Regions from separate parts of the Homo sapiens genome. Here region 2 is linked to region 1. The links are chromatin loops, found by intact Hi-C in ENCODE. Cell type or tissue: ovary. All regions are shown on one strand. Links, peaks and the distances in the headings refer to the core of each region. The heading gives the core; the rest is flanking DNA. Region 1 overlaps CACNA1D (calcium voltage-gated channel subunit alpha1 D). Region 2 holds the start of LOC105377094 (a long non-coding RNA gene).

Region 1 (16,001 bases), core at 6,527-14,526:
ACTAGTGATGCTCAAAATATACCTTTAGGAGAAGAGCCAATATTGAATCGTGTTTTCATAAAAATAAAATGAGCTCAGCCAAACAGACAAGTAGCATGTCCTCCACCTACCTTCAGTTCCTGATTGTGATTAGAGAAAATATTCTCTCCCTTAGCCTGTCTCCTTCTAGAAAACCTTCCCTGCCACAAGGGGATGCTTTGGTAAAGTGTGCCATGAGCTGCAGCTCAGTGACCCAGATCCCGTGGAAAGGTCAGCCAATTGGTAAAGTCAGTCCTCTCCAGGCTGTGCTGCCTCACTAACGACAATGGGGTACTTCCTCTGGGGGCCTGAGTCAAGAGGAATCTCCAGGCTACCCAAGCTGCAGCCCTGGCTGACTCAGCTGTGTTGCTAGGCAAAAAGAAAATCTGTAACCCAGGAAGTGAGCAGAGAAAGAGTTGTGCCAACTCTTTACCAAAACCTGGATCAAGTAAGGTGTATTTTATTATTACTCTTGCTGTGCAGGTTCCAATGGAAAGAGCAGCTTCTAACATGTTGGCCAGCGTGGAAAAACTCTACTAAGGACACTAAAGACTGTCCCGCTCACAGCTGGGTTTCTCCTAGGATGCATAACTCAGCAGACATGAACTAGTACTCCATCATACTGGTGAACCACAGTGTGTCTACCCATTCACATTTGATGGACCTTTGGGTTACTTCCAGCTTGGGGTAAGCATGAATAAAACTGGTACAAACATTCATGTTACAACTTTGTATGTAGGCATATATCTTCATTTCTCTTATACAAACACCTTAGAAGTGGGATGGCTGGGCCAAATATAAACGTGGTAAATATATGTTTAAACTTTATGAGGAACTACCAAACTATTTTTTTAACGGCTGTGTCATTTGACATGTCCATCAACACTGTATGAAAGTTCCCACCAATCAGCATCCTTGTCAGAACTTGTCATTGTCAGATATTTAAATCTGATTCACTCTAATAGATGTGTAGTGGTATCTAACTGTGATTTTAATGTGCATTTTTGTAACAACTGATGGTCATTTCATGTGCTTATCTGCCATCCACATCTCTTCTCTGGTGAAATGCCTATTAAAAATTTTGCCCATTTTTTATTGGGTTTTTCTATTATTGACACTCTCCTTTATGCATTAATCTTTATATATATGGGATACCAGTCCTTTATCAAATATGCTTTGCAAATATTTTTCTCCAAGTCTGAAGCTAACCTTTTTCTTTTCTTTTGAAGAACAGAAGTTTAATTTTGACAAAGACCAATTTATCTGTTTGTTTTCTGTTACAGAAAGTATACTGGGTGTTGTATCTTAAGAAACCTTTGCATAACTCAAGATCACAAAGACTTTCTCCTGTTTTCTTTCTGGAATGTTCATGATTTTATATTTTATATTTAGGTCTTTGCCTATTTTAAGTTAGTGTTTATATATAGTAGGAAAATGTTTTTGTTGAAAAATGACACTCAGATGAAAAAGTACACTAATCATAGGTATATGGTTCAATGAGTTTTACCAACTGAACACGTAACCCGCATGCACATCAAGAAATGCTAGTACCTTGGAAGACTTCTTGAACTCCCTTTCTATGGAAAGCTTTCGAGCAGAAAAGTGACAAGCAGCAGCTCTCTTAGGAAAATGACTCAGAGGATAAGGAGGATTAATGGGGAGGCAAAACTCGTTACTGAGTCTTATTGGTTTACTTTGAGGGAGATCTTTGGCACCTAAGATCTCCCCCTAAGCCAGGCTCATAGGATTCAATTGACTGACTGCAATTCAGTATCAATGTTATAATCCACAGAGGAAAACTCAAGTCCAGAGCAATACTACGTAAAATTCAGAAGTGAGAACATACAAAGGCAACACACAGGCTGACGAAGAAACAGAAAGAAGATACTGACCTGAGTTTGGATTTTGAGATGGCTTGACTGAAAGAAAGACAAAAAGTGTTAAGATTCTGGTTCCGAGGGCTTGAGCACACACTCCCCATCATTTCAGCTGAGATATCATAAAAGCCATGCATACAGCCTGGACTTAGCACCCCTGGTTACCACAGCAGGCCAGCAGGGGCAAGGCCAGAGCAGAAATTAGGATGCTGCCAGGGCCAGAGGAGCAGACTGAGCACCCTCGAGGCCCAGGTCAGGGAAGACTCGGCCAGATTCCCTGCAGGCCCTGGCAGCAGGCAGTGATGCAGGGGCCAAAATGAAGGCAGCAGAGTCTCTCCTGCCACTCATCTCGACAGCAGCATTTGCTGCTACTACCGCAGAGGGAGCACTGCACTAGGAGTCCCAGCACTGCCATTCTCCCACTGGGTGAGTATGGGAAAGCAGCAGGTCTTGGGCCTCAGCATTCTCATCTGTAAAGTGGGGATGACAAACCCATTCTCTGTCTGCTTCATGATGTCTCAGAGAGGGCAGAGCAAGAGAATGGAGGCAAAATCACTTCACAAATGGTTGCATATTCTGCCCATAACACATCATTTTTATGAAACTCTGCCAAGAGTAAGATTGAGTTCTCTTAAAAATGACACCTGCACTTTACAGAGATAAGACCTGAAGGATACCAGCAAGAAGCAAACAAAACCAAACCGCACAGGGCTCCCCCACGGCAGACAGTGCCCAGCACATTCTGCACTGCTGGTCCCCCCCAGCCCCCCCGCCAGCTGCCACAGCCCAAATCATCTAGAAAAAAGCCAGTGAGTGTTAATGCAATGGTGCCTTCCATCATGAGGAGAGGCTGGTGCAGGGCTCCAGGGAAAAAGTGCCAGGCACCAAGAAGGCAGGGCCTCGTCATCCAACCGCCAGGCCTGAGGTTAGGAAGGTCCCATGAGCAAAGGAAAACTTAAATACGTAGCACATTCTAGTCAGCAACTCTGCCACAGAAGCTCTTCTTCAAAAGCACAAATGCCAAACCCAGGCTGGAAGGAGAATCAGGCCTTTACCCCCACCGCCGACACCCAGAGGGCCCCGCCTTGGCCGCGCCTCTCCGTCTCCACCAGCACCTAATGGACACAGCAGGTGGCCAGGTTAACCACCACATTCTTCACGGGCTCTACTTACAGGAAGAGGCATGTGAAATGCTGGGCCGGGGGGCGGGGGGGCGGGGGGTGGGGAGGTGTGCAGGAGGGATAGCCCTGGCACAGGAGGAAGCGTGGCGTGGGGTACGAGGAGCCTTCCCACCCGCCACACCCAAGGCGATGGCCCGGGGCTCTGCTGCAGCCTGGGCGGTCTTCCTCACCACCTGCTTCTCTGAGACAACAGGAGGGGAAAGAGGGCAAGTGCTCCCCACACTCACCAGAGACTTCCACAGCAGCCTCGGTTCTCGCCTTCACCGCTGACGTTCTCTGTGTTCACAGACTCAGTCTCGCTGGTGGGCATGCTAGCTGTGGGGAGAAGACGGGCTTCAGAGAGCATGCGGGGCACACTGCACGCCTGGGAGGCAGGCCAGGTGGGAGCCTCTGCCACCAGGCAGACCTCCGGAACCCAGGAGGAGGGTGAAAAGGGCCCTCAGGGCCTCAGCTGGGCTAAGGGAGTGCCAAGGAGCCAGGCATCTCCACTGCAGGCGAGTCTCTGCACCCATGGCCTGTAGGAAACACAGTCCCCCTCGAGGAGGACATTCTATCCCCCTAGACATTTCCAAGAAAGGAAGCTAAGGGATCAAAGTGAATCCTGTGGCTGGGTATAGCACCACTTTATCCTCCTCATCTCTGGGATCACACTGAGAAGCCACCAAAATGTACTTTACAGGTACATCTTTGCTTGCCCCAAAAGGTGCATATAGAACATCTGTGAATAACCCTAACATTTCATGAGTCAATCATCTTAAATATACTGAGGGAGAAGAGCTATTGTGAATGGGGAAGGCAGTGCATGAAGGTACCATGCACAACATTTTTTAGAGTTAAGAACTCTATTTTTTTGCTATTTTACCTGATGCTGAAGTTCTGCTGAGCTTGTGAAGCCAATACACAGAAAGTTCTTACCCAGTAAGCTGGGTAAGAACAACTAGAGCACCAAGGAATTATAGTGTTACGAGTGGAAGAAGAAGATCATTATCAACCAGTGAGCAGAGGGCAAGGTTGACTCTGGTCTCAGTATGACTAGGGTCTCTGGGCCCATCCCACTTCTCCATGGTAGGATCCTGAGCGGAAGTAGAGGAAATGTGGAAACACGCCCACTAGTGTGTGGAGGTCCAGGGTCCACCCAGGGCCACCATCTGGTGCACGAGCGTCTTTTCTCATCCACTTGATTCAACCCCATAAACATCACGAACACGTGCTGGAGCCCAGGCAGTGGAGGAGGGCAGGGGCAAAAAGAGGGCACACAGCACTGCACCCACCTGGAATAGGGGTGAGGGACAGGCAGCCCCCAGCTCACTTCCATCAGCTGTGAAGAGAGCTACCTCAGGGGTCTGTGCAGGAGGTTCCAGAGTAAAGAAGGATTAATTCTGCCGGGGTGCAGAGGTAAAAGAGGAAGTCACGGAAGAGAATCCACGTGTACTTCCTTTTTCCTGAGGCATGGCTTTGAACTGTAGTGACTGTTTTTACAGACCTTACGATGTCTTCAGGAAAGCTTGGCCCATGGGCTCTGCCCGTGTGGCTCCCCTTAGCAAGGATGCCTCAAGTTTCATCTGCAAATACTGGTAGTGGGCTGGAAGCGCTATGGCGAAGATTCTGAGGCCCAGCCCAGGCTCAGGGGGAAAGGAGCTGGATCAGGCAGCTCGCGTAGGGGGCTGTGTTCGGCCCGCCTTGCTCATAGCAGACTTCATAAAGGTAACAGCAGGGATAGAGGTGGAACCTGGCTCAAGGAACCCAGTGGTCTGAGAAGTTTCTTGAGGATACCAAAGAAGATCCCTGATCCGTTCCGCTTGTGAGTGCCCGAGAAACTGAGCCTGCCTGCATGGGAGCCTCCACGCCATGCCCAGGAACACTGAGGCAAGGGTGTCAAAAGTTAAGACCAAGTGAGTAAAATTATAGACTCATGTTACATTGCTGGTACTCTCATAGAATAATTTTCTTCTTTCCTAAGTGAGAAGAAACCAATTACAAACCTTGATTTACTTTTTCATTATTTCATGCAGAAACAAACAAACAAAAAAAACTGGACAAAAACAAACAAAAAATACGACTCTAATCATGGAAAAACCTTAAAAAAAAAAACTCCATTAACACACACAGACACACAAGAAGCTACTCATGCAATTCTCCTCGACTGTTCCTCACTCTGATTCAGCAGAAAGGTGAGGAGGTTGTTAAATCCAACAAAGAAAATCACAGTGGGAGACCCTTTTCACATCTGATCATGAGTTAACTCTGTGCGGCATTTTCCGTGGTGGTTACTGCAGTGACTGAGGGGACCAGGAGTTGAGGGCAGTATGATGTGGGGAACCCACAGGCCTGGTCCTGTTTTCTGAGTCTCCTGGGCAATGGATCACCTCTCTCCAGGCTTCACTTTCCTGTCTCTAAAATGGTGGTGTGAACTCCACAATCTTGAGGGTCATTTCCATCTTTAACAGTTTGCTATCTCATAGTTCTAATATTGATCATGTAGGAACATTAGTCATTATTTTCAAAAGAGCAAACTTCTGAAAAGACTAAGTCTTTGTGGCTTTTTAATCTCTGGAGTCATGTCTCATGCTGATATCGGTACAGTTGCAGCATTTCAATTCTAAAGCTTCATTTTAAAAACAATCTGATTGAAACAGATAAATTACATATTTTCTATGGGAATGGGGTCATCAGTTAGCATTTCTGGCCCCCTGCCAACTATTAGTGTATGAAATGTTCTAGTTGCTCCCTAGACTAACTGTGGGGAAAGACAAGAAGTAAAATCGAACTCCCCAAACAGCAACAAAGAGGGGAAGATAGTCTCACAGCACTGTGCCAGGGCTCCACTGAGGGTGAGGCAGGGTCCTCCTGCTCTCTGAGCTGATTCTGTCCTTCAGCTGGGTTGGGATAGTGGCTGAGAGCAGGTGCACAGGTTGGCCAGATCTAAGTTTAACCCCGCGTTTGTGACCTGACTTCTGTACATCTCCATTGCCTCACCTGTAAAAGGGTAAGAATGAGATGAGGCATGCGGAGTGCTGGGTCCCCAGGGCTGGATGATCAGTGAGGCCCACACATGTTAACTCCATCATCTCAGAAAAGCTCTCCTGGAGCTCCCTGGAAGCAAAGCGACCAATCCAGTGTCATTTTGCCCTGGCCACTTTCATCATTGCACAGACGCATCTAGTGTGAGCCATCTTCCATACCTCTGAATCAGCTTTGGCCATCATTCTTGGTTTGTATTTTCTCTGTCTTTAGCTGAGTTATTGTCTAACTTTGCCTACTGTAGGCATAGCAACTTCTCCTGTCATAGTTGTTTGACACCTAAAGAGCCACAGGCACATAATAAATAAATATATCCCAAAAAGATGTTGCCAGGGCTGAGGATGAGCAGAGGCAGACGGAAAGAAAGAGGACAGTGCCTACGCTAGAAATTGGAGACCTCATTTGGTCCTGGAAACAGCCCTTGATCCAGCCCCTAAATCTGGGCAGAGGAAACGCACTCTGACCAGGGCCCTGGCAGCCTACCTTCTCCAGCCACTTACTCCCTATCACAGGATCCTTTTCCAAAATATTTCCAGAAGAAATATCACACTTATCCTTTTCCAAAAATATTTGAAAAGATCAGGCTCAGTGGGTATAACAAAGACCTCATTTATTAAAAATAAAGCATTTTACCCTTCACTTGCATTAGGCATTCATTTTTTTAATGTTAAAAAATTAATATGACTTTCCCTTCCTTTAGCCCCAATAGGATCTCATCTATGTTTTTAAAAAATAAAGAAAAGAATCATAGACTGTTAGAACCAGAAGGGGCTTCTGAGAATACGTGAGCAAACTCTTGATTTCTCAGAGGACAGAACTCGCCAAAATGCCTTGGGACACACAGCTGACACTGAGAAATCTCTCCTAACTTCCACTCACCATTCTTTTCAAGTATGTACTGTGGTTTCACTGGTATACATTTTGGTGTTATGTACTTAAAATTCCACAAATCAACAAGTTCCAAAAAGCCAAACGAGTCTATTATCTACCAGTGCTGGTTTACTATTCTGATGACCTTTATTAACCACTCAAAATCTGGCATATAACCAGATCACTTACAGGATATCAGCTCAGTGACCGACGACAGCACAAAAATCAGGCTGCAATGGTGACGACTGGGCTTTTATAAAAATCCAGACAGAAAGAGTCATACAAACTCATGAAGGTAAAGCCATGGGCAAATTACCCGAATACATGGGCTTCTCCTAACTGGCTTCCATAGCATTGTGACTGCCCCATTTAGGTGATGGCCTTGTCCCCTTCAGCAGGGATTCAGTGTTAATTGCTGACAAGTGGCTAGGCCTTATTAGAGGTGCAGGCAGACCCCTCAGACCTCCCCACATTGCCGACAAGTGCCAGTCCCCTACTGTAGAAATAAGCACCAGGGGCCATCTGCACATGAACAAGCTGTGAAGCCTCTTCCCTGACACATTTCAGGAAACTGGAATGTTAGAGCTTTGTTAGAGAAGTTTATTTTTTATATAAATTTAAAAACTACTTTCAGTGAGTCTGGGAAAAACCAAGCATTAGGAAAGCCTGTGACCTGTGAGAGGATGCTGGCACTGCAATTTGCCTGCTGAAAATCTGGAGAAGCTCAAGGCCTATATTTTGCAATCTATTCCAGGCATTGGGATCTCTGGGAAGAGCTCCAGGGCAGACCCTTAGGCTTACAGTGTGGTGCACTGAGATTGGTGGCGGGGGGCCTGGGTGCCACTGGGGGTGAGAGGATGGTGGCAGACAGCAGCCCTGCATGTCCCAGACTGTAATTAGAGTTTCCAAGGCCTTTGCAGCATGGGCAGCCGGGCCAGGCCCCTACTTGGAGCACTCTGTGGATGTGGGTCATGGTGCTTCTCTTTAAGATCTTGCACTGGGCCAGATGTTATCATGGGCAATGCCACACACAGTAAACCAGGGAAATCTGCTGCTTCTCAGGTAAGCACAACTAGCATTTTCACCAAGGTGTAGACATTTATCCATCTACTCTCATGCTGAAGGACGACATTCGTCTCAGCCAAATGTGTCAGGCTTGTGAATTTGGAGGCAAATCTCTCACACACACACACACACACACACACACACACACACACACACATACACACAGAGCAAATGAGTCTATGTGTGGGTCCTAAGCAGGCAGCCTCAAAATTATGTTCACCATTAACAGGTATAGCAAAATCTCAGATCAACCTTCAGTGATGGAGGCTGATGAGGTCAAAAATGATGGAAGAAATGTCAGGAAAGCCTGGTGCTTATCATCAGGTGACAATGGGACAAGTGCCTCTTTTCCCCTATGCTTGGCTACCAGATCTGTAAGATGAGTTGTAGGACAGTATCATCTCTAAGATCCATTTACCTCTGACCTGCTATAACTGCAGGAAGGCAGAAACGCCCACATGCTGGCTGGTTTTACTACCAACAACCAGGGGGTTTCCCTTGCATTCCCCCAGCTCTGCAAGGAGGGGAGGGCACAAGAAGTGAGCCCCTGCCCACCACCCTCAGGAGGGAAGCCAGGGGTCCAGCCAGCAGCCTGCACTGGAGAACTGAGTCCAAGTGCTCTGCATGTAGAATGTCCCAGAGAATGGGGTGCAGCACAGGAAGCAGTAGCTCCCCAGAGGCCTCAGGGCGTCACAGGAGAGCCTCAGTCCTCCAGTCAAGGCACCCCGAAGGGAAGGCTTGCCACACATCAAACTGAGCCCAGAGCCCTCCAGCCTCGTCTAGAACCTGTCCCATTAGTAGCCTCATTCACAGATGTCTTTGGCCTCAGAGCCTCACTCCTCTGTTCTCCACAGGACAGACTTTTTTGCACACTCAGGAATTTATTTTAGCATTTCCTTCCACCTCCAAGCAGCCTAAAGCTTCTCATTCTTTTCAAAGGTAAGGGTAGGGGGTGAGGCTGGACAACTGAGCAGTGGCTGAGTTGTGGCTGCCTTCCTAGGGGACAGGGTACCTGACACCTAGACCTCATGTTTTCATCTTATTTTCATGACAAACATGAGCAGTACCATGACGTACAGGCCTGCCAAATCCAGAAGAAGCCCACACACCCCCTAAAGGCACATGCACATGCTAGTAGAGACACATTAGGCCACCACAGAGTAACAGCCTCTTGCTGCTGTAAAGAAGCCAGGCTCTTCTTGGAGAATGGAGGTCAAGGCCAGACCAAGGTTTCCATGTCTCAAGCAAGAATTATGCCCAGACAATAACTATCTCCGCGTGTTCAGGGACAGGGGCAGCCCAGCATCCATATGAGGGCTCGTGCCCCACCTGGTGCCAGCAGGGTCGGAGTCCTTCCTGAGTCCCCAGGTATTTCAGTCAATAAAAAGCCATTCCCACTCAAAATAAAGTTCCTTAAATGTGTCAGCCTGCTTCCTCTCCCTGCAGATCTCAGAAAGACAATGGAGAAGGCACAAGAATCCTTAAAGAATCACAAGGCCCAAGCCTGCATTCAGCAAGGCAGAACCAAGGAGGGGTGTTTTCTTTTCTGGGGACAGAAATCATTTATCTCCTTTTGGTAACCTCTCCAGAGCTATATTCCTATGTCAGTCTTTAAAGATGTTTTTTCTTATGTCCATGACACTATTTCCTGCTTAGCTGAAGGCCATTCTTCTTGCAGACACCTTCAGGTGCTGCATCAAGCCCAGCCTCCTGTTCATAAACCTTCCGTGAATGCTACAGATAAAAAAGGCAGCCCCAACTCTGCCCCTAACTCACTGTCCCACCTCAGGCAAGTTCCACCTCCTCTTCTCCCTCCTTTGGGGTCCACAACGTGCTGAATGACAAGGGCTTATATCTGATAATCTCTTAATTCCTTTTCACTTTTAGGCCTTCTGATGAGACCTAGACTCTAATATAACCCTCTTCAGATATCCACGGGTTGTTCCCATCTGCGTCCCATAACCTCTCAGCTCAGCATTCCCATGGGGCCAGAGGCCACTTCAAAGAAAAGAGTACAGTGTGTCCCCTCTGTTCCCTTAGTTGTTGGCTTCACGTCCCTGCTGTCTGAATCTCCTTAAACAGACTTTCCCCAGAGTCAGGTGACCAGGGCCGATCCTGGTGGCAGAACTGGGTCGACTGTGCTGGTGTGCATAGGCAAAGCTTTGTGCTGCTGTCGAACCACTGCCATGACTTGGGCAGAGCAAGGCAGGGAGCCAGCTGCTCACCTAACTGTCTGCCTGGGGATGGGCCTGACAGCTACTCCAGGGATTCTGAGGAAGGGTATGTTTAGCATCATTTTAGGACATATCTGGAAATATAACTTTCCCACACGAGCCCATTCTCACTTTCAAAGGCAAGTGCCCCCAAATCTTTGCATCCCTGAAGTCTATTTTTATTTATTTTGATTTTTTAAGAGACAGAGATCGCACTCTGTTACCCAGGCTGGAGTGTAATGGCGCAATATCGCTGACTGCAGCCTCGAACTCCTGGGCTTATGCAATCCTCTTGCCTCAGCCTCCCAAGTAGCTGGGGACTATAGGCATGCACCACCACACCTGATTTTTTTGTTTGCTTCTTTGTTTACAATTTTTGGTAGACACAGGGTCTCACTTTGTTGCCCAGGCTAGTCTCAAACTCCTGGCTTCAAGTGATCCTCCTGCCTCGGCTTCCTAAAGTGCTGGAATTACAGGTGTGAGCCACTGCATCCAGCTAATTTCATTCTTAAAGCTGCCACTACTAGCTTTGGCATAGTCCTGGGCAAAGTAGCCAGAGACTAAAAGACAGAGAAGCAATTTGAAACATGTAGCCTGGAGAAAAAAAAATCAATCAAATAACATTATTGGAATTTCTAAACGGTTTAAATTTAAAAAAATCATTTGGGGAAAAGTATTTTAAAAGTCTGCCTTCCAGTCTAAGAATATTCATGCCGAATCAAGTACATTTTTTGAGTTGGTTCAGCTGCTTCTTTATAAGGTACAGTTCAAACAAAAAGAAAACTGCAATGCTATCTTGGTAAGGGCACATTATTTTGGAAAAAGACAAGAAGAAAGAAATCAAGCAATTAAAATATAGGCATCTTCTGAACACACCACACGGCACATGCACTTCACACAATGCCTATGTGCAAGGAAAAGGTATCAGAGATGTTGCGGAAAAAGAAAGCTCAGTCTCAGCAATTTACCATGATCTTTAGCCCTGCGTTGCCGAAAGCAGCAAAACTTCTTTTTCTTCTTATCCTCTTTAAGCAAGTCGGCCACTGTGACCCCTTCAGGTTGAACACAGGCAATTTCATTATGAAGCAGCAGAGGGCAGCAACAGCAGCCAAACCAGGGCCCCACGCGGCCAGCCCTGCCAGCCAGGTTGCCTCACGCAATGGACGCCCGCCTGCCCCAGACCCCTCCTGCTAGGAATCCAGCTCAGCATCAGAACAGCGGAGAGGAAGTGCCCTTTCCACAGCTATTACACAAACACCTGTCTTTAAGAACCTGTTCTAAATCAACAACCAGCTAACCCATGCTAGATAAAGGTTTCCAGGGTTTGGCTTCCCATCTAAGTAGGGTATTAAGGAAAAGGCACTTTAGGGGGAGTCAGGAGCCCTGTACAGACTGGATATGTGATTCCAAACAGCACTACCATATGGGACAGGACAGGTGGGAGTTCAAAAGGTGGGCTCTGGACTCTGACAGGCCAGGTCTAACCCCAGCCCTGTCACTTCCATGTCAGAAGACTGTGGACAGGTTACCTGATACTGTGAAGCCTTAGTTTCCTCCACACCTGTAAGATGTCAATAATAATTGGACCTGTACTGCGTAAGGTTGTTGTAAGAGGTGAACAGTGGAGACAGTAATAAAAGCAATGTGCCCAGCTTTGGCAAGGCACAATCAACCACCACTACTGTCATCACTACGACTCTCCCATGACCACCAGGTCACGAGAGAAATGACTCTAGGATCTTTAACCCCTTGCAGCCCCATGATTCCATGATCACTCTAAGCCAGCTAGTCTTTAGAGTACGGACCCTGTGCTCTAGGGGAGGGTTGTGCGAAGCAGTGTGAGACAGCAGCAGGAATGCTGGAGTAAGCAAGGGCATGGGCAGCACAGACACCTGCACACTATGGGTAGGCAGAATACTCACGTTCCTAAAATGTGCATCCTTTCTGACACAGCAGACCCTTTTCTTGTATCCTCTCCCACAAAACCATGAACACGAGCACGCAGACACAGGGGCATGTGTTTGCAGGGGTTAATGATAGTTAGCCTGCAGACTGTGGCAGAGCTTGGGTTCAAATCCCAGCTTTGCCACGTAAGTCACATGGCCTTGGGAAGCTACTGAACTGCTTTGTGCTTTAGTTTCCCCATCTGTCAAGTTCCTGTCTCACAGAGTTGTGTGAAGAAGAATGAATGTATTCACCCACAGCCTTTGGAACAGTGTCTCACACACAGAAAGCACCTGACAAATGCTAGTTATTATTACTCTATGTTCTTTCATTCAAGAAGGAAGTAATGGCATGCTCATGTATGGGACAAGCACTGTGCTGGGTGCAGCCACACAACAGAGGGCAGAAACAGACCCTATTCCTGCTGCACCCATGGAGCTGATGGTCTCATGGTGGAGAGACCTCTATAAAGTAGAGGTCCACGTGCTGTAGAGTGCATAGTCCATTGTAGCAGTTTTTATAATGGCAATTTATTGAAAAGAGCCAACATTTTGCTTTAAAAACATGGGAAATATCTGTGGTACATGGTTCAGTGAAAAATACCTGTGTTGGGCATCTTAGGGTGGAAGCTATATGCATGCGGTCTGTGTCATGTATTATGTGCAGTGAGGTGGGGAAGTAGAGGCCCCAAACTTCTAAGTCTGCCTCTCTTTAAGGAGAAGGAAGAGAGAATTTTTTTCTTACTTTATATACTTTGAAATTACATGAATTTTTTATGTAGGCAAATATTACTTCCATAATTAAAATGTATTAAAAACAAATAAAACAACCCTGATTTGAGACTGCAAACTTGGCTGGAGTACCCACTCCTTGTCTCCACAGTGGGGCAACAGTCCCTGAGTCCAGCTCCCATCAGCTCTTAGGAGGCTGAAGGTGATGGCAGACATGCAGGCACTTTTAGAAATTACCACTGCTTTCTATCACCCCTGTGGAGAGAGTCTGCCTGTCCAGACAACTACTCCCAGTGCCACCCCAATGGAGACAGTGTCCAGCCACTGACCCTAGGGCCAGCCCCTGAGTCAGCCCTCCCACTTCCCAGTGAAAGCACTTCCAGCTGCCTCTCCAGTGAGGGCTCTTGACCTGGACGCATATTTACCGTATGCCACTCTAACTGCTGCTGTTTGCTTTACAGCTTTTACTTGAGTATCTTCCATTTTGAACTTGTGCCTTGAGGTAGTTCAATGGTGATGAAAGCAGTTTTGTAAATCAAAATTTCAAAACACAGTCTTTCAAAACAGGACCAGCAAATTGCTATGCCTTATGCTTGCAACCAGCTATAACGTCCTGGTTTTCTGTCCACCCCCAAAGCAAACATTGCAGTAAGAGGCAACTAGGTAGCACATGCAAAAGAGAGGCAGCTAGGGCAACCTGCTCCACCAAGCCCCAGGGTGGCAGAGTCCCCGGGCAGGCAGGGGCAGTGCCCATAGCCTCCAGGACCACTGAAGAAGCAGAAGACAGAGAGGCTGCCCTTGTGGTCAGAGATGAAGTTTCAGGTATGCCCCTCCCTTTCTTTGGGCATCAAATATCTTTACTTAGAGGAATTATTAATCATTAATAGTTCCTACAATAAAATTGCCCTGCTTTTCTGGCCAGAATTTTAGAATGAGCTCCCTTTAAAATGATTTCATTTTTAATGCTTTTTTTTTTTAAGACTAATCACTGACAATGAGAAGAGTTTAAAATAGAATTTTAGGCTTCCAGATTTTAATGGTCCTAGCAAAACTCCATTGTTAACTCAGAAGCAGCTGCATATGTCTAAAAAAATCACTTTGAGATTTGGCAGGGTTTCTTAAGAAACTTGAAGCTCAGCAAAAAGTTAAATAAATTATCCTTGAAAATTTACCAAATGCTCAGGAACTCACTTCAAAGGGAATTTTGTCCATTCAGTTAATTGTGTAACACCAGCTTTCTAATAGCAAATTTATGAAATTGACATTTTAAATATTCTATGAATGCACAAAGCTGGAGCTACCTGTCACCAGTCACCAGACAGCTCAGTTAGAGGCCTGATTGCCTCTCCTCTTCTTTCAAGTGAATGCCTGGAACAGTGTGATATTCAGCCACTGATAGCATCCTGGACTCAGGAGTTCTGAACCCTAGCTTCACATTAGAATCCCCAGGGAACCTTAATGAAAAAGAGCCACCCCTGGCTCCCACCCCAAGATTAATCAAGAGTCTTAGAGGGTGGAGTATGGCATCAAGAAGCATCCAAGCTCCCCAGGTGATTATAACGTACAGCCAGTGTTGGGCATCGCAGACGCATGCAGTGACATTTAGCAGATCAGAGAGAAAAGATAATGTGAGCGCATCTCCAAGTACTTGATTTGACATCTGTTCCCTGACAGCAAGCACCGCCAAACTAGAAATGGACTTCAAGAGCCTGAAAGCTGTGCTGCCCTATCTCGAAAGTGACCTAGTTAACAGATTTGTTTTCCATCAATACTTCAGAACTTTATAGTTTCTGAACAGAAAAGCACAGGGCAATGGTCCTAAGAGGGAGGCCCCACCCTGAGGCTGGTTAGCGGTCTAGGAGAACCTTCAAAAATATTATGTTTAGGAAAGTCAAATACTGCATATTCTCACTGATAAGCAGAAGCTAAATAATGTGTACACATGGACATAGGGTGTGGATGGAATAATAGGCATTGGAGACACAGAAGGGTGGGAGGGTGGAAGAGGCATGAGGGATGAGAAATTACTTACTGGGTATAATGTACACTTTTCGGGTGATGGTTACACTAAAAGCCCAGACTTCACCGCTATGTAATATGTCCATGTCACAGAACGGTATTTGTACCCCCTAAATTTATACCCCTAAAATTCTGTTGAGGTCAACTTTTACTGGTGTCTGATGAAAACAGCAGCAGCACATACTACAACTATGACTACTCCTAGCAGTCACAGAACGTTCAATTGTCACAACAGCCCCATGGGGAGATATATCTTTATCCCCTTCTTGCAGACAAGGAAAGTGGGGTCCAGAGAGGTTGAGTAATTTGCCTAATACTAAAGTCCAAATTCCAAGTCACAAAACTCCATTGCAGCCACATCCGGAGAAGGGGCATCAAGATGCCCTCCAGCCCAAGCCTTTGCCTCCTGTGAGCTCACAGACATCTGCTGTTATTAATGACTTCCTACACCCACTTCTGCTCATCTAGGCTGAGGCTCGGCTATCAGGAAGCATTTCTTCTCACACTGTCACTTCAATCCTCAAGGTCTGGGAGGAAACTGCTCAACTCACATCCAGGACCCAGCTGAAAAGGGCTCTCAGTTGAATTAGCATCCTTAGCCATTATGGACAAAGTCAGGAGCCCGGGCCCTGCGCCATCCTCCTCTCAAGAGGTAACAGAGGAGCAGGGTTGGAGTGGAAGGCACGTGGGGTGATCTCACACCCCCAGGGAGGATGCAGACACCGTAACACTGGCAACACCCACATTTCTACTGCCTGCTAATCAGATGCACAGAGACAGCCCCAGACCTGGCATGTGCATGTGGTGAATCCAGGACTGTTTATTTGGTGAGGAGGACCATGTGGGCCTCACTGAAACCCTCTCCTTGTGTGGTTTTCTGGCTGTGACAGGAAGAAAATGGCTGGCAGCCACAGGAGGCCCCAGGGAAACCTCAACAGTGCTGTCTCCTCCAGAGGGTCTGGGCTGCTGAGGTCTGTGATCAGAGAGGTTCTCTCCTCAGAGGAGGAGGAGACTTGGTGCTCTCAAGTCAGCTAAATCCCATCATGGCCTCCACAGCCAAGA
Region 2 (16,001 bases), core at 4,223-12,222, 340 kb after region 1:
TTTGTTTCTCCATTCATCAGCTGGTGGCCATTTGGGTTGTTTCCTTCTTTTGACTATTGTGAGTAATGCTGTTATGAGCATTCATAAGTAATGCTGTTATGAGTAATGCTGTTATGAGCATTCATGCACAAGTTCTTGTGTGAATGTATGTTTTCGGTTGTCTTGAGTATATACTTAGGAATGGAATTTCTGGGTTATAAGGTAACTGTTTAACCTTATAAGGAACTCCCAGACTGTTTCCTGAAGTGGCTGAGGATTTTGCCTTCCCACCAGCAATGTTATGAGTGTTCTAATTTCTCGACATCCTTGCTAACACTTATTTTCTGGTGTTTCTTTTTTTTTTTCATCATAGCCATCCCAGTGGGTGTGAAGTAGTATCTTACTGTGGTTTTGATTTATTTCCCTAATGACTAATGATGTTGAGCATCATTTTATGTTCTTATTGGCCATCTGTATATCTGCTTTGGAGAAATGTCTGTTCAGATTCTTTGCCCATTTTTAAATGCAGTTGTCTTTTTATTCTTTTATGAGTTGTTTAAATATATTTTGGATACTAGATCCTAATCAGAGATAAGATTTACAAATATTTTATTTACAAATGTTTTCTCCCATTCTGTGAGTTGTCTTTTTTTTTTTTTTTTTTTTTGAGACAGGGTCCCCAGGCTGCAGTGCAGAGGTGGTGTGATCACGACTCACTGCAGCCTCAACCTCCCGGGCTCAAGTGATCCTCCCACCTCAGCCTCCTGAATAGCTGGGACTACAGGCACACCACCATGCCAGGCTAATTTTTAAATTTAAAAACAATGTTTTGCAGAGATGAGGTCTCACTAAGTTACCCACATTGGTTTCAAACTCCTGGCTTCACGTGATCCTCTCACCTCAGGATCCCAAAGTGCTGGGATTATAGGGATGAGCCACCATGCCCAGGCTTCTTGCTTTCTTGATAGTCCTTTTCTGCACAGAAGTTTTTTATTTTGATAAAGTTTAATTGACCTGTTTCTTCTTTTGTTGCTTATGCCTTTGGTGTCATGTTTAAGGAACTGTTGCCTACTCCAACGTCATGAAGATTTACACCTATGTTTCCTGCTAAGAGTTATAGTTTTGTAAAATGGCATTTTTATTAAATCATGTTTTGATTTATTTAAGATGACTATCATGCCAAAGCTCCCTGGTTACAAAGGTCACAAAAATATAAAGAAAATACAAAAAATATATTTTAGTCTTATCTTCTATCACATGATGGTATAGGATGTAGTCATTGGAGTCAAATCATGGATTTGACTTCCAGGACTTCTAGGCACCATGTCTAAGTAGCTTCCTTGGAGAATCTGTGTATCCTGACTGAGAATGAGTATTCCAAATTTTATGTGCATTCTATATATTTATCTATTACAAAGATATATATAAATATAGATATATTGTTATACCATTAAAAACTTTTTTTTTTTTTTTTTTTTTGAGACAGGGTCTGGCTCTGTCACCCAGGCTGGAGTGGAATGGCGCCATCTCAGCTCACTGTAACCTCTGCCTCCCAGGCTCAAGCCATCCTTCCAACTCAGCCTCCCAAGTAGCTGGGACTATAGGCATATGCCACCATGCCCGGCTAATTTTTATAATTTTTGTATTTTTTGTAGAGACAGGGTTTCACCATGTTGCCCAAGCTGGTCTTGAGCTCCTGAGCTCAAGCGATCCGCCCACCTCAGCCTCCCAAAGTGCTGGGATTACAGGTATGAGCCACTGTGCCCAGCTGGAAATGTCCATTTTTCCATCTCTTGGGTGACACTCTGGCTAGCTGTTCACTAGCACTGAGCTTTTTGAGAACTAAGCAATTAACTTCTCCAGTATATTTAATTGAAATTTTTTCTTACTATTCCCCTGCTTACTGGGAAGGCACCACAATAGTATATTGTAAAGAGTAAGAATTAGGAAACCTGAGTTTTGGCTCTGACTCTGCCACTAACTGTGTGACCCTGGAGATTCGTCTCATTTCACTGGCCCTTGGTGTCCTCTTTGAGAGAGGAAGAAAGGAAAGAAGGGAGGGAAAAAAGGAGGGAGGGAAAGGAATGCCCTTCCAATTCTGGCAGTCTGATTGTTTGGGACTACATTTAGAAATGTCTTTTCATCTCTATTTGTAGCAAGCAGAATTGTTCCAGCCAGTTTTCAGGCTATTTGTGTGTGCTAACCTTTGTGGTAGCACTTCTCTCACATTTGGCTTTTGGAAGTAATTCCTAGCCCAAATAACAATCTTCTTTTCCTTGTTTGGCATCTCTACCCAAAAGCCAAACATTGATACATCTGAAGGGAAGGCAGGCTGTGGGCCAGGCTCACAGATAGGCATAAATGTTGACTCCCCAAGTATGCTGTGGGAGATCAAAGGGGAAGATGTGCTGACTAAATGTCCCATGAGAATCCCTGTGAGCCCATAACTTGGAGGAACTGTGTGGTCCCTGACCAGCCTAAGTTTTGGAAAGGAATCAGAAGGCTCCTCCCGATTCACAGGGTAACCAGCTGGCCAGCTAACATCAAGCAGAAGGCAAACAAAATAATGCTTTAAAATTTCCGCTCCTGCCACTTGCCTTGGGGGGGAAAGAAGTATTTAGACAGTTAATTCACTCATTCACTCATTCAGTGAATATATATTGACAGCCTATAATGTGCCACTATTCTAGGCACCAGGAATACAGCAGGGAACAAAATAAAGCTCCCATAATCATGAAGCTGACACGCTCATGAGGAAGACAGACAACAGACAAGCGAGTAGCTCTACATACATGTGTGTATACATGTGTGCATACATGTATGCATATGTGCATGCATATACTTATGTATGTATGTGTCAGATGGTAAGCACTTTAGGAAAAGGCAAAACAGAGAAAGTGGCATAGGAAATGCGGGGGAAAAAGTTGAGTGTTCATTGCTATTGTAAATGGGGTTGTCAGAGCAGGCTTCATGGATTAGGTGGCATATAAACACAAAACTGGAAGACAAGAAGGTGAGACCTGGAGGAAGAGCATTCTAGGCAGAAAGAACAGTAAGTGCAATGGCCTTGGGCTGAGAACACGTGTGTCATCTATAAGGAATAGCAAAGAGGCCAGCGTGGCCAAATCAGAGACATCAAGGCAGAGAGCAGAGGAGGTGAGTGTGACAGAGTGAGAAGAGGGTACATCGTGTAGGGCTTTAGGACTTGGGCTTTTATTCTCAACAAATGGGGATCCATTGAAGGATTTCAAGCAGAAGAGAGACATGATCTGACTTATGTTTCAAAATGATCTCTTTGAAGGGAGTGCTCACACACGGTTAGTGGGAATGTAAATTAATTCAGCCCCTGTGGAAAGTAGTTTGGAGATTTTTCAAAGAACTAACAATAGAACTACCACTCAACCTTGCAATCCCACTACTGGGTATATATCCAAAGGAAAATAGATTGTTCTACCAAAAAGACACATGTTCTGCTTAGTTTTAGGGAATATTTTTTAAAAGACATGCACTTGTATGTTCACTGCCATGCTATTCACAATAGCAAAAACAGGGAATCAACCCAGGTGCCCATCAACAGTGGACTGGATAAAGAAAATGTGGTGCATATACTCTATAGAATACTATGCAGCCATTAAAAAGAACAAAAGTATGTCCTTTCCAGCAACGTGAATGCAGCTGGGGACCATTTTTCTATGCAAACCAACCCAGAAACACAAAACAAAATATTACATGTTCTTACATGTAAGTGGGAGCTAAGCCCTGGGTACATGCAGACATGTAATCCCAGCACTTCGGGAGGCCAAGGCAGGCAGATCACGAGGTCAGGAGATTGACACCAATCCGGCTAACCCGGTGAAACCCCGTCTCTATAAAACTACAAAAAAATTAGCAAGGCTTGGTGGCGGGTGCCTGTAGTCCCAGCTACTCGGGAAGCTAAGGCAGGAGGATGGCGAGAACCTGGGAGGCCAAGCTTGCAGTGAGCTGAGATCACACCACTGCACTCCAGCCTGGGTGACAGAGCAAGACTCAAAAAAAAAAAAAAAAAAGAAAAGAAAAGAAACCTGCATATGTACCCTCAAATCTAAAATAAAAATTACACAGTAGCTCACACCTGTAATCCCAGCACTTTGGGAGGCCAAGACAGGAAGATCACTTGAGGCCAGGAGTTCCAGCCCCATCTGGACAACAAGTGAGACCTCATATCTAAAAAAAAAAAAAATTAAATTAAAGTTAAATGGAATGACTACAAATCAAAAATAAAAATAAAGTGATCTCTTGAGCTGCTCAGAATACTCTGTTACGGGATGGTAGCATGGACATCAATGAGGAGTTTATTGCAATTACCCAGACAAGAGCTAAAGGGGCTTAGACAAGGGGGTAGCTGTGATCATGAGAAGGGGTCAGATTCTGGATATATTTTGAAGGGAGGACCAAGAGGATTTGCTGATATATGCAATACAGGGAGTGAGAAAAACAGAGAAGTAAAGCATGACGACAAAATGTTTGGTCTGAGCCACTAGAGGGAAGGCTATGGGATGAGCAAGTTGAAGGACAGGAAGGTGTGGTGACTCGGGAGTCCTGTTTTGGTCGTGTTGATTTTGTATTGCATATTAGACATCCAAGAGTAGATGAATAGATTAGCTCTGGAATCAGAGGAAAGGTCCAAATTTAGGAGTTGATGCCATATATGTGTATGGGGTTTAAGCCCCTGAGACTGGAAGAGGGCCCCTGGAGAGTGAGTATGAAGAAGAGCAGAGATGCCCCAGCCCTGGGGCCTTAAGACAGCAGGAAGGGCCAGGCGCAGGGGCCCTCGCCTGTAATCCCAGCACTTGGGAGGCTGAGGTGGGTGGATCACTTGAGGCCAGGAGTTCAAGACCAGCCTGGCCAACGTGGCAATACCCCGTCTCTACTAAAAATACAAAAAAATTAGCTGGGTGTGGTGGCACACACCTGCAATCCCACTACTTGGGAGGCTGAGGCAGGAGAATCACTTGAACCCAGGAGGTGGAGGTTGCAGTGAGCCGAGATCATGCCAATCACTCCAGCCTGGGTGACAGAGCAACACTCTGTCTCAATAAAAAAACAAAGCTGAAAGAGAGAATGGGAGGAGAGGACCTGGAGAGAGACAGTACAGTACAGAATCCTCTTTAGAGAACCCAATGAATGAAAGAAAGCAAAGAGACAAAGAAGGTAGGGTCAACACAGGGTTTTCTGAAAATGAGGCCTCTGCGGAACCCTGTGTTTGCAGGAGCTAGGCACCCAAGCTCACCAGCAGTGCCTGTCCTACCAAGAATCAGAGGCCTCAGTCACCCCTCCGAGGGTACTACTGTGGGGCTGAACCCAGAAACTTCTCCTTTAACTTCAAGTGCACAACAGTAATAAGTGCTTTTATTTTTAGAGTCACTTACTATGCACCAGGCTCCCTAGACATCATTATTACCCCAACTTACAAAGGCAGAAGCAAAGACTTCTGCGAGAAAGGCAAGAATTAGGGAAGGCCTGCATGTGAGGAGAGAATGATCCAGTGGAAAGGGGAGAAAACTGGGAGAGGGGACAGTTGCTGGGGCAATGCTCTCCAGCGGTGCTGGCATGAAGCAGTTAGCTGCAAATAAATCCAGCAGCATGGTCTCACAGGACAGCATGCCAGGGACACAGATTTCTTAGGGGAGGAAAACTGTCACTGGGTTTGTTCTATTTAAGGGACCCAGAGAATGAATCTGTGATGCGTCCTCATCCTTGGGCAGCATCTTCCTGTAAACACTCTCCTATGATCAGGCCTTAAATCAGCTATGATTATTCTTCATTAATAACAGTCCCACCTAACAACTACACAGTACCCTCTTCCCAAGAGTCTTTCAATTTTTAAAATTATTTTTAGTTTTTCAAGAGGAAATGACAGAGAAAACAAAACATAATCCCGCTGTACAGATATATATTAATATATAAATAATATATAATATTAATATATATTTCAATATATATTATATATTACATAAAATATATATTATACATACATTTTTATAGTTATATTTTTATATAGTATATATTTTTATATACTTCATATATATGATTTTTTTTTAATTTTTTGTGTGTGTTTGTGGTAGGGTCTCACTCTGTCGCCCAGGCTGGAGTGCAGTGACACAGTCTTGGCTCACTGCAACCTCCACCTCCCGGGCTAAGCGATTCTCGTGTCTCAGCCTCCTGAGTAGCTGGAATTACAGGCTCACACCACCACAACTGGCTAATTTTTGTATTTTTTGTAGAGACAGGGTTTCACCATGTTGGCCAGGCTGGTCTCTAACTCCTGGACTCAGGAGATCTGCCCGCCTCAGCCTCCCAAAGTGCTGAGATTACAGGTATGAGCCACTGCACCCGGCTTATATATATATATTTTAAGACAGGATCTTACTGTGTTGCCCAGGCTGGAGTGCAGTGTCACCATCACAGCTGACTGCAGCCTCAAACTCCTGAGCTCCTCCCACCTCAGCCTCCCAAGTCTGGGACTACAGGCAGGAACCACAGCAGTGGCCCCCTGTTAATATTTTTAATAGAAATAATAAAATGAAGAGTAAAGCCTCCCTCCCCTGTCCTAGTCTATTCCGTAAAGATAACCACAGCTCTTTATTTTTCTAGAAAAAAATTGCATATATCACCTATATGTTTGAGTAAAAATTCATACACAAAACCCATCATGCTATAAATTACTACTCTGCACCTCAGTCTTAATATATCTTGGCAATTTTTATCTACATATTTATTTTAACGGTCATGGTGCACGTTTTAAAAAGTGCTTTGCCAGGCCATGCAGGTGGCTCATGCCTGTAATCCCAGCACTTTGGGAGGCCGAGGCGGGCAGATTACCTGAGGTCAGGAGTTTGAAACCAGCCTGACCAACATGGTGAAACCCCATCTCTATTAAAAATACAAAAATTAGCCAGGTGTGGTGGTGTGCGCCTGTAATCCCAGCTACTCGGGAGGCTGAGGCAAGAGAATCGCTTGAACCTGGGAGGCAGAGGTTGTGATGAGCCAAGATCGCGCCACTGTACTCCAGCCTGGGCGACAGAGCGAAACTCCGTCTCAAAGAAAAAAAGAAAAGCGCTTTGCCATTTGTCATATCTTAGTCTCATCGAAACACATTGAGAAAAGAATACTTTATTTTGCAGATAACAAAATTGACCCAGAGTGACATTAAGTGACCTGTCCAAGGTCTCCCGGGAGTTGGAAGCTGAGGCAATAGTAGACACTGGGTTCCTGTCACTCCCTGTACCACAGCGCCTCCCAGTGGCGTCCAGGTGACATTTTTCACCCACAGCACTACTGGGGCCATCCAACACACCCTCTTCCTCCACATAGTCCACCAGATCTCAGGAAAATTTTCATCCACATTATTAAGACCATCCCATAGTCAAAAGCAATATGTCTCTTTTTTTTTTTTTTTAGATGGAGTCTCACTCTGTCGCCCGGGCTGGAGTGCAGTGGCATGATCCCAGCTCAATGCAACCTCTGCCTCCTGGGTTCAAGCAATTCTCCTGCCTCAGCCTCCCGAGTAGCTGGGACTACGGGCACATGCCACCACTCCCAGTTAATTTTTGTATTTTTAGTAGAGATGGGATTTCACCATGTTGGCCAGGCTGGTCTCAAACTCCTGACCTCAAGTGGTCAGCCTGCACTGGCCTCCCAAAGTGTTAGGATTACAGGCATGAGCCACCACGCCAGGCCCCACTGTGTCTCATTTTTACAGACTTTCTTTATTCATGAAATAATTTTTATAGCCATTGCATTGGGATTTAAAATTCTAAATAGAAAGTTAAGTTGTACATCTTATAATATCTAATATTCTAAGCCTTTCAGAGTGGAAAGAGAAGATATGGATGCTAGGGTAAGTTACTTTTGATCAATTTTTTTTAAGTCCAATGTACAGAGTATGTTCAAATGTCTGTGGTTCTTAACTTTTTTGTGAGACACGGACCCTTTTGTTGAAAATCTGATGAAAGCTACCAATCCTCTCCGGTGACAAAAGCACAGACACCTAAAATCTTGCCTTCAATACCAAGGCATTCATTAGAACTTCTAAGGACCATCCACAGGCCCCAGGTAAAAAAGCATTGCAATAGGGCCGGGCGCGGTGGCTCAAGCCTGTAATCCCAGCACTTTGGGAGGCTGAGGCGGGCGGATCACAAGGTCAGGAGATCGAGACCATCTTGGCCGACATGGTGAAACCCCGTCTCTACTAAAAATACAAAAAAAATTAGCCGGGCGTGGTGGTGGGCGCCTGTAGTCCCAACTACTGGGGAGGCTGAGGCAGGAGAATGGCGTGAACCCGGGAGGCAGAGCTTGCAGTGAGCGTAGATTGCGCCACTGCACTCCAGCCTGGGAGACAGAGCAAGACTCCATCTCAAAAAAAAAAAAGCATTGCAATAATGATTTAGTCCCCCGATTTTGCTATACCAAGTATATCTACATTACCAGCAGTGTCACAACATGCTTTTAATTCATTCTTACTTTTAACATATATGCCAAATCTCAGCTAAGTTGGCTATTTGTGGGTATATCAGTATAAGTTCAATTAGCACAGAAAATCTGAAAACCCTGAAATATTTTCTTTCAGTTTTTTTAGAGAATTAACTTTTCCATTGACAAGGCTGATCAACAAAAAGACATTTAAATTAAGATTTGACTTATATTATACAATGATACTTGACACTCATCTTACACTGAAAACAAAACCAAACCAAAGGGAAGTCCAGACTTGGATACGGTGAAGAGTGGTGGAGGGGATACAGGATTCATCTCATCAACTAATCACTTCTTTCAGAAATATAATTAACCTTAGGAGCAGACAAAATTTACTCTGTGGCTTTGGGGTGGGCAAAAAACACTCCATATAGAAAATCCTTTATTCTACCATCTTTCAAATCTTCCATTCTAATTAGGGTATCCTTTTCTGAGGTGCCTTAAGAATCATCTTCTGGCCAGATACAGTGGCTCACGCCTATAATCCCAGCACTTTGGGAGGTCAACACAGGCAGATCACTTGAGGCCAGGAGTTCAAGACCCACCTGGCCAACATGGCAAAATCCCATCTCGACTAAAAATACAAAAATTAGCCAGGCGTGGTGGTGGGCATCTGTAATCCCAGCTACTTGGGAGGCTGAGGTGGGAGGATCACTTGAACTCAGGAGGTGGAGGTTGCAGTGAGCCGAGATGGCACCACTGCATTCCAGCCTGGGCTTCAGGAGTGAGACTCCGTCTCAAAAAAAAAAGCCTCTTCCTTCCTAAGAAGGCTGATTTCCTCATTGTAAGGGAGTCTGCAAATAGCATTACCGTTAAGTAACAGCAAAGTACTGTATCAATGTTTTTCTTCACATAATTAAAACAGCCTTTAATTTCCCTTTTCCCCAGGTGATGATTCCATTTTCTGGTCCAAAGTCCGCTCTGAACAAGAGTTTAGTCAGCTGCCTAAAACATTAAAAGGCTATTTTCAAACACTTCCAAAAGCTGACTCTTTTTCTGCACTATTTAATGACAAGGCGAAGAAAAGAGGGACAGAAGATAGTAACCGTAACATGTTCTCACCTCTAAGACCTTCTCTTCCCTGTACCCCACACCATCGCTAACCTCATCACTCAGAGACTAAACACCTTCTTCAGCATAAGCCCCCCTCTCTGCTGAGTCACTGAATGTTAGAGCAAGAAGCAGAGAACCGAAGCCCTTGCAGACCGGCAAGATGGCGACCCTGCTGCGCATTAAGAGCCTGGTTATGCAGCTGAAGCAAATTCACAGAAGTTCCCGCCTTCCAGTGTTAGGAGGAGATGTTAGGAAGTTTAAGGGAGGGGGTTTTCTCCTTTGTTTTTTGTTTTTTGAGACGGAGTCGTGCTCTGTCGCCAGGCTGGAGTGCAGTGGTGCGATCTCAGTTCACTGCAAACTCTGCCTCCCGAGTTCAAGCGATTCTCCTGCCTCAGCCTCCCGAGTAGCTGGGATTACAGGCGCGCGCCTACACGCCCGGCTAATTTTTGTATTTTTAGTACAGGCAGAGTTTCATCATGTTGGCCGGGATGGTCTCGATCTCGACCTCGTGATCCATCCACCTGGGCCTCTCAAAGTGCTGGGATTATAGGTGTGAGCCACCACGCCCAGCCAAGGGGAGGGTTTCTTTGTTTGGGAGGTTTTGTTTTGGGGGTTTGTTTGGTTTTTGTTGTTGTTGTTGTTGTTGCTGTTTGTTTTTTTCTTTTCTTTTTTTGCCTTCGTTCTGTTTCTCTGACTAGAATTACTTGTCACTTGTTTTTGTTATTCTTTCAACAGAAACCCTGGAGCATAGGGACACAGGACTTATAGGTGTGTACCTGATGCACTCTGAAATTACATTTAGCTTTTAAAGAGGTGTTATTTTGCTCGCTAGAGGGCTTTTTCTTTGCTTTCTAGGCTTAGCACAAGCTCCAAAATCAGATTTGGGTTCTCCCCCTCATAGTGGCCTTAATTATAGGGAGACAGTGGGCTTAACTAGTGAGTCTCCTTCATCTGATTGCACTGCTGTAGGCCTTTTGAAAGTCATTCAGGAAAATATACATAAGAAAAATTGCTATAGCTCTGTGCTGGACCAGCTCAGTGGAAAACTTCTGATTGCCTAGCAATATGCACTTGTCCTTGGCTAACAAATGTCCTCACTTGTTAACATAGATGCCTGGACTCAGCACTTTTCAGTCCTAAACTCTGTTGTCCTTTACTTCTCTTGACAGCTAGCATGTGTTTAAGGGATCCAGAGGGTTGTGGATGGCAATGTACTGGGAAATGTGAACTGTGGTGCCACTATCCATTTCCCAGACAAGGATGAGGGGTCTCTGGGCGGCCACCAGTGAAAGGTCAGGCTTGAGTTTCCAGGAAGGCAGACCCAAATTCCAGAGCCAAGCATTTCAGCGGAGTTACCACATTCTTAATGCATGCTGCCAGGAGTCGTGCTGGCTGTCCCGTACTTATAAAACGAATCTATCATTTATGGGCTGTGAAGAGGAAAGAGAATCTTGTTCTTGACTGAGCTTTTTACTAAGTGGAAGGCCCACGTTTTTCACAACGTGGCCAATTTCTCAATTTCTGTAAGCCTGGGAAGAAGGTAATATCAACCCTATTTTTTCAGATGAGAACACAGATCCAGGGGGAGGAGCCAAGATGGCCGAATAGGAACAGCTCCGGTCTACAGCTCCCAGCGTGAGCTACGCAGAAGACGGGTGATTTCTGCATTTCCATCTGAGGTACCGGGTTCATCTCACTAGGGAGTGCCAGACAGTGGGCGCAGGCCAGTGTGTGCGCGCACCGTGCGCGAGCCGAAGCAGGGCGAGGCATTGCCTCACCTGGGAAGCGCAAGGGGTCAGGGAGTTCCCTTTCCGAGTCAAAGAAAGGGGTGACGAACGCACCTGGAAAATCGGGTCACTGCCACCCGAATATTGCACTTTTCAGACCGGCTTAAAAAACGGCGCACCACGAGACTATATCCCACACCTGGCTGAGAGGGTCCTACGCCCACGGAATCTCGCTGATTGCTAGCACAGCAGTCTGAGATTAAACTGCAAGGCGGCAACCAGGCTGGGGGAGGGGCGCCCGCCATTGCCCAGGCTTGCTTAGGTAAACAAAGCAGCCGGGAAGCTCGAACTGGGTGGAGCCCACCACAGCTCAAGGAGGCCTGCCTGCCTCTGTAGGCTCCACCTCTAGGGGCAGGGCACAGACAAACAAAAAGACAGCAGTAACCTCTGCAGACTTAAGTGTCCCTGTCTGACAGCTTTGCAGAGAGCAGTGGTTCTCCCAGCACGCAGCTGGAGATCTGAGAACGGGCAGACTGCCTCCTCAAGTGGGTCCCTGACCCCTGACCCCCGAGCAGCCTAACTGGGAGGCACCCCCCAGCAGGGGCACACTGACACCTCACACGGCAGGGTATTCCAACAGACCTGCAGCTGAGGGTCCTGTCTGTTAGAAGGAAAACTAACAACCAGAAAGGACATCTACACCGAAAACCCATCTGTACATCACCATCATCAAAGACCAAAAGTAGATAAAACCACAAAGATGGGGAAAAAACAGAACAGAAAAACTGGAAACTCTAAAAAGCAGAGCGCCTCTCCTCCTCCAAAGGAACGCAGTTCCTCACCAGCAATGGAACAAAGCTGGATGGAGAATGATTTTGACGAGCTGAGAGAAGGAGGCTTCAGACGATCAAATTACTCTGAGCTACGGGAGGACATTCAAACCAAAGGCAAAGAAGTTGAAAACTTTGAAAAAAATTTAGAAGAATGTATAACTAGAATAACCAATACAGAGAAGTGCTTAAAGGAGCTGATAGAGCTGAAAACCAAGGCTCGAGAACTACGTGAAGAATGCAGAAGCCTCAGGAGCCGATGCAATCAACTGGAAGAAAGGGTATCAGCGATGGAAGATGAAATGAATGAAATGAAGCGAGAAGGGAAGTTTAGAGAAAAAAGAATAAAAAGAAATGAGCAAAGCCTCCAAGAAATATGGGACTATGTGAAAAGACCAAATCTACGTCTGATCGGTGTACCTGAAAGTGATGTGGAGAATGGAACCAAGTTGGAAAACACTCTGCAGGATATTATCCAGGAGAACTTCCCCAATCTAGCAAGGCAGGCCAACGTTCAGATTCAGGAAATACAGAGAACGCCACAAAGATACTCCTCGAGAAGAGCAACTCCAAGACACATAATTGTCAGATTCACCAAAGTTGAAATGAAGGAAAAAATGTTAAGGGCAGCCAGAGAGAAAGGTCGGGTTACCCTCAAAGGAAAGCCCATCAGACTAACAGCGGATCTCTCGGCAGAAACCCTACAAGCCAGAAGAGAGTGGGGGCCAATATTCAACATTCTTAAAGAAAGGAATTTTCAACCCAGAATTTCATATCCAGCCAAACTAAGCTTCATAAGTGAAGGAGAAATAAAATACTTTATAGACAAGCAAATGCTGAGAGATTTTGTCACCACCAGGCCTGCCCTAAAAGAGCTCCTGAAGGAAGCGCTAAACATGGAAAGGAACAACCGGTACCAGCCGCTGCAAAATCATGCCAAAATGTAAAGACCATCGAGACTAGGAAGAAACTGCATCAACTAACGAGCAGAATCACCAGCTAACATCATAATGACAGGATCAAATTCACACATAACAATATTAACTTTAAATATAAATGGACTAAATTCTGCAATTAAAAGACACAGACTGGCAAGTTGGATAAAGAGTCAAGACCCATCAGTGTGCTGTATTCAGGAAACCCATCTCACGTGCAGAGACACACATAGGCTCAAAATAAAAGGATGGAGGAAGATCTACCAAGCCAATGGAAAACAAAAAAAGGCAGGGGTTGCAATCCTAGTCTCTGATAAAACAGACTTTAAACCAACAAAGATCAAAAGAGACAAAGAAGGCCATTACATAATGGTAAAGGGATCAATTCAACAAGAGGAGCTAACTATCCTAAATATTAATGCACCGAATACAGGAGCACCCAGATTCATAAAGCAAGTCCTGAGTGACCTACAAAGAGACTTAGACTCCCACACATTAATAATGGGAGACTTTAACACCCCACTGTCAACATTAGACAGATCAACGAGACAGAAAGTCAACAAGGATACCCAGGAATTGAACTCAGCTCTGCACCAAGCGGACCTAATAGACATCTACAGAACTCTCCACCCCAAATCAACAGAATATACATTTTTTTCAACACCACACCACACCTATTCCAAAATTGACCACATAGTTGGAAGTAAAGCTCTCCTCAGCAAATGTAAAAGAACAGAAATTATAACAAACTATCTCTCAGACCACAGTGCAATCAAATTAGAACTCAGGATTAAGAATCTCACTCAAAGCCGCTCAACTACATGGAAACTGAACAACCTGCTCCTGAATGACTACTGGGTACAGAACGAAATGAAGGCAGAAATAAAGATGTTCTTTGAAACCAACGAGAACAAGGACACCACATACCAGAATCTCTGGGACGCATTCAAAGCAGTGTGTAGAGGGAAATTTATAGCACTAAATGCCTACAAGAGAAAGCAGGAAAGATCCAAAATTGACACCCTAACATCACAATTAAAAGAACTAGAAAAGCAAGAGGAAACACATTCAAAAGCTAGCAGAAGGCAAGAAATAACTAAAATCAGAGCAGAACTGAAGGAAATAGAAACACAAAAAACCCTTCAAAAAATCAATGAATCCAGGAGCTGGTTTTTTGAAAGGATCAACAAAATTGATAGACCGCTAGCAAGACTAATAAAGAAAAAAAGAGAGAAGAATCAAATAGACACAATAAAAAATGATAAAGGGGATATCACCACCAATCCCACAGAAATACAAACTACCATCAGAGAATACTACAAACACCTCTACGCAAATAAACTAGAAAATCTAGAAGAAATGGATACATTCCTCGACACATACACTCTCCCAAGACTAAACCAGGAAGAAGTTGAATCTCTGAATAGACCAATAACAGGATCTGAAATTGTGGCAATAATCAATAGTTTACCAACCAAAAAGAGTCCAGGACCAGATGGATTCACAGCTGAATTCTACCAGAGGTACAAGGAGGAGCTGGTACCATTCCTTCTGAAACTATTCCAATCAATAGAAAAAGAGGGAATCCTCCCTAACTCATTTTATGAGGCCAGCATCATTCTGATACCAAAGCCGGGCAGAGACACAACCAAAAAAGAGAATTTTAGACCAATATCCTTGATGAACATTGATGCAAAAATCCTCAATAAAATACTGGCAAACCGAATCCAGCAGCACATCAAAAAGCTTATCCACCATGATCAAGTGGGCTTCATCCCTGGGATGCAAGGCTGGTTCAATATACGCAAATCAATAAATGTAACCCAGCATATAAACAGAGCCAAAGACAAAAACCACATGATTATCTCAATCGATGCAGAAAAAGCCTTTGACAAAATTCAACAACCCTTCATGCTAAAAACTCTCAATAAATTAGGTATTGATGGGACGTATTTCAAAATAATAAGAGCTATCTATGACAAACCCACAGCCAATATCATACTGAATGGGCAAAAACTGGAAGCATTCCCTTTGAAAACTGGCACAAGACAGGGATGCCCTCTCTCACCGCTCCTATTCAACATAGTGTTGGAAGTTCTGGCCAGGGCAATCAGGCAGGAGAAGGAAATAAAGGGTATTCAATTAGGAAAAGAGGAAGTCAAATTGTCCCTGTTTGCAGACGACATGATTGTTTATCTAGAAAACCCCATCGTCTCAGCCCAAAATCTCCTTAAGCTGATAAGCAACTTCAGCAAAGTCTCAGGATACAAAATCAATGTACAAAAATCACAAGCATTCTTATACACCAACAACAGACAAACAGAGAGCCAAATCATGAGTGAACTCCCATTCACAATTGCTTCAAAGAGAATAAAATACCTAGGAATCCAACTTACAAGGGATGTGAAGGACCTCTTCAAGGAGAACTACAAACCACTGCTCAAGGAAATAAAAGAGGACACAAACAAATGGAAGAACATTCCATGCTCATGGGTAGGAAGAATCAGTATCGTGAAAATGGCCATACTGCCCAAGGTAATTTACAGATTCAATGCCATCCCCATCAAGCTACCAATGACTTTCTTCACAGAATTGGAAAAAACTACTTTAAAGTTCATATGGAACCAAAAAAGAGCCCGCATCGCCAAGTCAATCCTAAGCCAAAAGAACAAAGCTGGAGGCATCACACTACCTGACTTCAAACTATACTACAAGGCTACAGTAACCAAAACAGCATGGTACTGGTACCAAAACAGAGATATAGATCAATGGAACAGAACAGAGCCCTCAGAAATAACGCCGCATATCTACAACTATCTGATCTTTGACAAACCTGAGAAAAACAAGCAATGGGGAAAGGATTCCCTATTTAATAAATGGTGCTGGGAAAACTGGCTAGCCATATGTAGAAAGCTGAAACTGGATCCCTTCCTTACACCTTATACAAAAATCAATTCAAGATG

What was found. Peaks named below come from ENCODE experiments on the same cell type or tissue, not always from the same donor. Only the 100,000 strongest peaks of a DNase experiment are listed, where the experiment ranks them.
Region 2: it touches region 1 in a loop (2.9-fold over the local background); 74 of 110 quality-filtered maps call a loop at or near these places.

What each region holds. Positions count from the first base shown.
Region 1 is chr3:53,705,691-53,721,691 of GRCh38, reverse strand. CACNA1D (calcium voltage-gated channel subunit alpha1 D) reads right to left here. Exons shown (of 48, transcript NM_001128840.3): 10 at 3,304-3,391; 11 at 1,911-1,937. Among named protein-coding and RNA genes, the nearest start is that of CHDH, 130 kb to the left of the region's middle. RefSeq lists enhancers at 2,253-2,833, 2,834-3,414, 4,378-5,577. In ovary, for the core only: a CTCF peak has its summit at 11,329 (motif pointing right); a DNase peak (open chromatin) is centred at 11,361; H3K27ac peaks cover 1,232 bases.
Region 2 is chr3:53,366,452-53,382,452 of GRCh38, reverse strand. LOC105377094 (a long non-coding RNA gene) reads left to right here and starts at 11,180. Exons shown (of 3, transcript XR_940847.3): 1 at 11,180-11,225. RefSeq lists a silencer at 7,170-7,219 and an enhancer at 11,364-11,989. In ovary, for the core only: no CTCF peak of the experiment used is centred there; a DNase peak (open chromatin) is centred at 7,272.